2 separate regions of the Homo sapiens genome follow, and region 1 is linked to region 2. The links are chromatin contacts, found by Hi-C or POLR2A ChIA-PET in ENCODE. All regions are on one chromosome and are shown on one strand. The core of a region is the stretch at or near the end of the contact, and the rest is flanking DNA. Distances in the headings are between cores, read along the strand shown. Region 1 holds the start of SLC30A9 (solute carrier family 30 member 9). Region 2 holds the start of NFXL1 (nuclear transcription factor, X-box binding like 1).

Region 1 (3,657 bases), core at 64-2,563, 5.9 Mb after region 2:
GCTTATATTACATAAAATCTCGAATGACTGCAACTTCCGACTTCTTTCAGGAGGTCACGAACATGTTACAGGTTTTTTCAAACCTATGTTTTTACAGACAGCTCACTATGTTGCCAAGGCTAGCCTAGAACTATTGGGCTCAAAAGATCTGCCTGCCTCAGTCTCCCGAGTAGCTGGACTACAGGAGCGCACCACCACACCTGGCTTCGAACATGAATGTTTCGGTAAATACTCTCTGCATCCCAAGAATGGAGGGATTAGGTTAAGGGTGGACTTAGTTCTGTCTTCTCCCTCAGAGATCCTATCAGTTCTCAGTGTCAAGCAATGTGTGTCAAGCTACGGCAAAAACGAAGGTAAGCCTGATTAGTTCAATGTTATTTTGGAAACTCTCAAACCATTTAAATTTGAGTCAGAAAAGAATGTTGAGAGAGACGAAAATTCTCTTCAACCACCTTTTTTTCTGGGTTACCACTACAACTGCCACCTTTTCACCAAAAAGACTGCTCAGCCGAACTGAAGAGTTTCTTTGTTTTTCGGACCCAAACTGGGTTCATTCAATGATTGTCGGATACTTTCGTACTTCTTCCAAAAGATCCGTAGTGAGTAGCACCCCTCCTTCCTTTTAGAAAATTTAAGAAAATAAGTTGGGAGAGTAAGAAAAAGAAGGCCAAGAAAATCTCAACCAAGTGCTAAATGAAGGTGCGCTGGAAAGCTCCAAAGACCCTGGAACTTTGCGGAGTCCGCAATTTCCAACCGCGGAGGTGAGTAACCGCGGGACACCGCGATGCGCACGTAACATTTTGTTTGGTACAAAGCGGTAGGCTTCAGAGGTGCAATCCGGCCCGCGAGGTGCCCACAAGTTCCCGCGGGGGCCATGCTAGGGCTGCAGAAGGCATCAGAGTCAGAGACCTGTCAGGACCCCCGCGGGCTGCGCAGGCTGAACTGGAAAGGCGGAGGCCAGAAAGGAAGGTTCTGAGGTTGGCGAAAGGCAAGTGGGCGAATTGCCCCAGGCGAGGCGCCGAGCCCAGCCTGGCCCTCCAGTTCGGCTTCTACGGAGCCAGCGGCCAGCGCGGGACACTCACCCTGGCGGTCGCTGGGATTACAGGCCGCCGCCCTGCATCGCAGACGGAGCCGGCACAGGGAGGACCAGCTACATCTGTGGGCCGCGGCGGCGGCCAAGCCGGGTAACATCCTGGTGGGGCAGAGGCCCCTACTCGGACACCGCCTTCTGCCTCCGCGCCGCCACCGGTACCAACTGACTCCATAGACTGGACATCAGCGAACACCGATGGCTTCGCCGCCACAAGCTGCCTGGGTGACCCGGAAACGGCAACGTCATTTAGCGACGCCTGCCGTGGAGGTAGCGGAAGTGACGTAACACGTTGAGCACCAATAGGGAGGCCTTCCTTCCCGGGGACCCAGACTCCCAAAGTGGGGAGGGCGTGGCTGCAGGGGAAGTTTGGTGTCTGCCGTCTTCTTTTGCACCTGTACTTTTGCGCTTGGTTGGAAATCACGTAAACTGTTTACATCTTGTTCAGCCAGGAAAGCTGTCCTTTGGGAGTTCTACTTATTCCTTTTTTTCTGGACTCGAAACCGGGGCCGTGGTTTCGGAAATGGGAGGAAAGATGGGAAGGATGGACGCAGGTTTTCTGAGCCTCTCTACCTAGAGCCTGCCAGGATAAACCCAAATTAGAACCAACATGTCCAGTACTCTCCGAACGTCTGCCACGTACATCGTTCTCCTTGTTAACACCAGTGTGTATCCAGTATCATAAAGGCAAGTACACACTTCGGAATCAGCTACTTGCCCTACTAATCTGTGAACCTCAGATTTTTGCCTGCAATATAAGAGGTTTTATGTTCATGACAAGTTAGGGTAAACGGAGGTATGCAGACTTCGAAACATTTTGGTCCCAGGGAGAAAGAAACCTGAACAGTATCCACGTTAACTGTTTCTCTCTGCCATGCTCATTCAGCTCTTAACTCAAACTCAAGAGAGGCCTTCCTTGACCACCCTAGCTATGGTAGTCCTGGTCATTCTCTACCCGGCTGTCCTATATACTTTTCTTCAAAACGCTTATCACTATTTGAGATTTTTTTTTCTATTTTGTGTCCTAGAATAGAAAATAAGCATCATGATGCTGGAATCTTGTCTATTTTGTACATGGCTGTATAAAGCCGCTAAAACAATGCCTGGCAAAAATAAATTGAATGGAATGTATGGTGGTTTGTTTTAAAGTTAATCTGAGTCGCTTATCTATATTACTGCAAAATAACTATCTCGGGGAAATTTAGTATGTCCTTAATTTTTAAAAAAATCAACAAGTCTCTTATACTAATTGAGATAAGTATAACCAAATGAGGAAAGAGATTATCGTTAAGAATGGTAAGCAAATTTAATTTCCTATGACAAACATAACTTAAAATATTCAGTGGACAAACATTAAAAAATGATGTCCCATAAATGTAGGCTCAATATTACTAAAAAATCTGAATATTACTGGAAAGTTACTTTCCCTTTCTTGTAATAGATTTTAATAGAAATTCAACTTTATGAAGTAAAAATACATAAAGGCTTACCTCTTATTTTATGGTAACTATGCAAACATCTATTAACTTTTATGGATAATTCTTTTTGAACAAAACTAATCTCATATTTTGGATTCTTAAAATGGCTTTGGTTTCAACTCGTTTTAGGCAAGCCTGATCAAAACTTCTCAGGTTTTATTTTTAATTTGTGCGATAGGATTATTATTTTTATTTTGTTTAGCTGTACTAATCATTTTTAGAAGAAAATGTTCCTTTCTTGATAAAACTTTTAAAAAAAATACATTTTGTGCAGAGTTCTTAATTTCCATAACAGCCCACCTGATGTGTAAAATATGTTGGTGCACAGTAAAATTTCACAGTGTGTGCTTTCCTGTCCTTCTTTTTCCTGGTATAGTTGGGGTGTAACTTGACTTAGACACTACTAATTGTTATAAACCTCCAGTACCCTTGATTTGCCAAATAAGTTTGAAGAACAAAGTGTATCATTTTCTGTTACCTTAACTCTCACAATGCTGTATCACATAATAAAGCCTCAACAGACTTGGATTAAAATAACTCTGCAGTTGTCTTGGTATTTATACCTACATATCATGATATACTTATCCTTTTGGAAAGTCTTTGAAACTTCCCCAAGTGCTAAAACTTAAGATAATGTCAGTTTTAGAGTTCCTTAGGGGAATTTCCTTTGACCCTAAATCCCATCCTTACCAAGAGACTTTGTTTTTATGCTCCATTTGAGACACATTCAGCGTTGCCTACCTATACATAACAGGTAAGATTCTAGTATCATAGGGCTTATTTTCTATTGGAAGAGGCAGCAAATTTATAAATAAATATATTGATAATTTAAAACTAATAGCAGCAGTAGTAATATTAATCATTTACTAATTGCCAGGCCCTCTGTGTACACTGTCTCATTCATAATACCTTAAATAAGTTATAGGTAGACGAAGAAACCAAGGCACAAAGATCTTGATCTTAAACACCACTCTTTCTAAGTCAATGGGTACTTGCCTTTGGAAGAAAATGTGATGTCTTCTCAAAAGACTTGAATGATAATATGGTGTTCCTATTTTTTTTTTCCTGGAATGTAGGTTAAGAGAGAAT
Region 2 (3,618 bases), core at 1,009-3,508:
TGGCATATAACATAATTCTAAGAAGGATCTCTCTTTTTAGTAGCCACTCAATACTTCTTGGACATTACTCAGTGATAATTACTATATTCTCTCTCAGAGTATAACAGCTCCTTTCCTGTATGTGAAAACCCCACTGAAGAAAAGTCTCACTTTAGGGTTTTCAAACTTTGAAAGCTGGTTGCAGCTTTAAACTTACAGTTCTTATACAAGTGCAGCATTAAGAGAGTTGCTGTGCACCTGTTAGTTTCTAGCCAATGAAGTTATATCATTCTCAGAGATGTTATTTCTTTTCTTCTTTTCATTTTTCTGAGACGGAGTTTTGCTCTTTTGCCCAGGCTGGAGTGAAGTGGCGCGATCTTGGCTCATTACAACCTCCGCCCCCTGGGTTCAAACAATTCTCCTGCCTCAGCCTCCCTAGTAGCTGTGATTATAGGCACCCACCACCATGCCCAGCTAATTTTTGTATGTTTAATAGAGACAGGGTTTCGCCATGTTGGCCAGGCTTGCCTCAAACTCCTGACCTAAGGTGATCCACCCGCCTTGGCATCCCAAAGTACTAGGATTACAGGCGTGAGCCACCATGCCTGGCCATGGGATGTCATTTTTGAGTTTGGTTAATGTACAGGCAATTCTGCAATATCTATGTTTAAGACATTAAAAGCATGGTTTCTAATACTAGACTACTTAGGATTGAATCTTGGCTTCACTACTTCCTAGCTGTATGATCAAGGGCAAATTGCTTAATCTCTCTGTGCCTCAGTGTTCTCAGTTGTAAAACGGGGATAATAAACACGGTTACTGTGAGTACCAAATTAGTTAATACATAACGTAAAACACTTTAAACAGTGCCTGACATCTAATAAATGCTATCTAAATATTATAATAGAAATTTATGGTTAAAATAGAAGAATTAACTAAGTTGAAGGACTGTACAATAAGCCATCAATATGTTTCTCAATCCCAGACAGACCCCAGAATGAATTTTTGCAATCTACCTGTCAGTATATATGCACATGTATCTTATTGGAAAACTCAGCAAAATCATAAGATTTAGGTCCTGGCCCTCAACTATTTTCCTTAACAAAATCTACTTTAGGGAGATGCTGTGAAGGTAAAAATTAGCATGTCCCAGGGAAAGCTCATTGCACACTACAAAGGACTATGACAATAACAGGCTTTAGATTTATTTTCTACATTGGCTCTAGCATTTTAGAAGGGTACTTTTACTACTCAAGCCACTTTCCTGCAACTCTCCCCCGAATTTCCCTCCTTCACAGTGGCCAACCTCAAAGCGTTTTCAATGTAAGTGCCTTTCCTGTTAGTGAGACTTCCCTATGAAAATAAATAGTTTAAAGGTTGTTGGAGCCTAAAACTCACTAAGCCTGGAGAGAGATGTGACTGTCATCTGAGTTACACGTGGTTACAACTTCTGTTTCTCAGATTATAGATTAACTTGCTTTCTTATTTTTCTTGTTCTATACAATGGCTAGAGAGAATTAAACGAAGTTAAGGACAAAAACTTCCTGCCTTCTTAATGATCCTTATAGATTAACTTCTGCTTTGTTGCCCCGGTTTGCTTAGACCAGATGACAGAAAATCCTTTATGAAAAATGTTAAATGTACACTTCCCAAAAAGAAACACTGTCTATAATCAAATTGTTGTAACTATTCTCTAACCTTGTATGAGAAAATGCTGTAATCCTGCTAAAAAACCTCTCAGTTTCTGCCTATATAAGTGAAATCTTAAATCTCTACTTCGGAACGCTGACTCCTTCCTTGGAGTCGGTGTTTCTAGGTAGGCTATCCTCAAACTTCGCGCTTTTGATTATTTTACATTGACACCTCCTGTCATCCGCAAGCTCAAAGGCAAGGCTAATAAAAGATGGCAGAGAGCCAATTAGGGACAGAGCCATGTAATCCTCATACCCAGGTGAGTTTAGGGCAGTCTTGCAGAAGCAGAAGCAAATTGTGGGGTCACGAAACCCTCCGGACCCGCCCGCCTCCACCACCACGCGCCCCTATGACCTTCGACCCCTCCCTAGCCCCAGAGCACGCCGGGAGTTGTAGTTCCCAAAGGCCTGTTCGGGCCAGCGCAGGCGCTTGGGGTTTCCCTCCCACCCAACCCCCGCACTTTACCGGATAAGGAAGCGGCCCGTGCTGCCACGCAGTCGCCGGAACGCGGGCGGGGGCTTCTGGGAGTTGTAGTCTGTTGGGGGCGTGCGCAGTCGGTAAGGAGACGTAGCTTTCCGTGGGGTGTACCACTGCAGTTGGTTCCCGGCGGGAGACGCAGGGTCAGTCTGTGACTCTTCCCCTACCACGCTCCCGCAGAGGCTGAGGAGGCGGTTTCGACTTCTCCTCCGGCTTTCTGTCTTCGGCACTGTGTGCTTCTTGCTCCGCGGTTTATTTCTGTACCTAGTCCTCCCTCCCCTCTTCGGTCCATCTCCAAAGCCCGGGCTTGGCGGGGACTCGCCCTCCGGTAAAGGCAGGGCCGCGACCTCCTAAAACCCGGTCGCCGCCCTGCAGGAACCTTCCTCACTCGGCCCCTCACACCGGGTTTCCGCACTGACCCTCCTTCGCCTCGGTCCTCGCTGCGCTCACCTCCTTCCACTCTTTTTTTTTTTTTTCTCCTTTGCAGGGATGGAAGCTTCCTGGCGCCAGGTGGCCGGTGGCCGAGGCCGATCCCGGGGACGGGCCACTGCCGCCCCCTCAGGAAATGGAGTCCATCTCCGCGGCGCCGGAGGAGGGCGAGAGAAGGGGTCGGTGGGCGCAGTTCCTTCTGGCACCAGTCCCGGAGGAGTCGCGACCACGGCGGCTGCAGGGAGCAGGCACAGCCCCGCAGGATCCCAAGCCCTGCAGACTACCGCAGCCAGCGGTGAGAATGGCTCCCGCCCGCGTGCTCACCTGGATGCCTCCTAAGGCAGTTACTAGTCAGGACCGCCTCCGCCCTCGCCTTCTTTCTTTCACTGCTTTTCCCCTCGTTCGGGAGTTTGTTATCGGGCCCACTTCTCCAGCCTTTCGGGTGGCTGCTCTTTTCGGCACTCTAGGTAGATTTCCATCGCACCTCTTTCATCTTAATTTTAGGTGGTATTACCTTTGTTACTTCCCTCCACTCTTGCCTACTTGAATCTCCAGACCATCAGTTGTAAATTGTGGCCCGGTGTTCTGATTTGGTCTATAATGTTGTTTGGTTAACACAGAGTTTTAAATGTGGATTGATTGTCAGCGGTTGTTTGTCGTTTTTAAAAATCTGGTTAACAACCTTGTGGCTTTAGTTATCTTTGTGCATGGCAACAGTCAGCTCGGCTGAGTCACAGAAATCCCATTTAGATTGGACTTGGGCATTCCATCTCACATTCTCTCTCATTTCTGGAGCCAGGTGTCATTTGTCATCTTTACCTTTGCCTTTGTTTCTTGACTTGTCTTATTCCTTGTAAGCACTTGAGCTTTTGATACCTTCCTTGACTGTAGTTCCTATTTACAAATTCCATGTCCTTCTGTGGACATATCTGGTGTTGCCTCCGATATATCAATACTTTTCATCCAAGACCATGTTTTCGTGGAGCCAGGGAGGACTTACACACAATTGTGCATGGGGCCGAGGGAATAATCCCTGAAATC

Evidence for each region. Hi-C counts contacts between places; a loop is a spot of excess contacts on that map. ChIA-PET counts read pairs that join two places held with the same protein, here RNA polymerase II (POLR2A). Pooled maps may share reads with other maps.
Region 1: a loop to region 2 is called in a map of naive thymus-derived CD4-positive, alpha-beta T cell, with 33 times the contacts of the local background. The contact joins the promoter of SLC30A9 here to the promoter of NFXL1 in region 2. A Hi-C loop is called at or near these places in 1 of 168 maps with a recorded cell type or tissue (naive thymus-derived CD4-positive, alpha-beta T cell) and 8 of 50 pooled maps. POLR2A ChIA-PET finds 5 or more read pairs at or near these places in 1 of 52 experiments (B cell).

Annotation. Positions count from the first base shown.
Region 1 is chr4:41,988,186-41,991,842 of GRCh38, reverse strand. SLC30A9 (solute carrier family 30 member 9) reads right to left here and starts at 1,313. Exons shown (of 18, transcript NM_006345.4): 1 at 1,083-1,313. The coding sequence starts at 1,191. RefSeq lists enhancers at 1,142-1,281, 1,562-1,641 and a silencer at 1,213-1,432.
Region 2 is chr4:47,913,223-47,916,840 of GRCh38, reverse strand. It overlaps NFXL1 (nuclear transcription factor, X-box binding like 1), which reads left to right and starts at 2,258. Exons shown (of 23, transcript NM_001278624.2): 1 at 2,258-2,476; 2 at 2,636-2,872. The coding sequence starts at 2,638. LOC101927157 (a long non-coding RNA gene) reads right to left here and starts at 2,614. Exons shown (of 3, transcript NR_125879.1): 1 at 2,137-2,614. RefSeq lists enhancers at 2,278-2,507, 2,018-2,703, 2,704-3,390.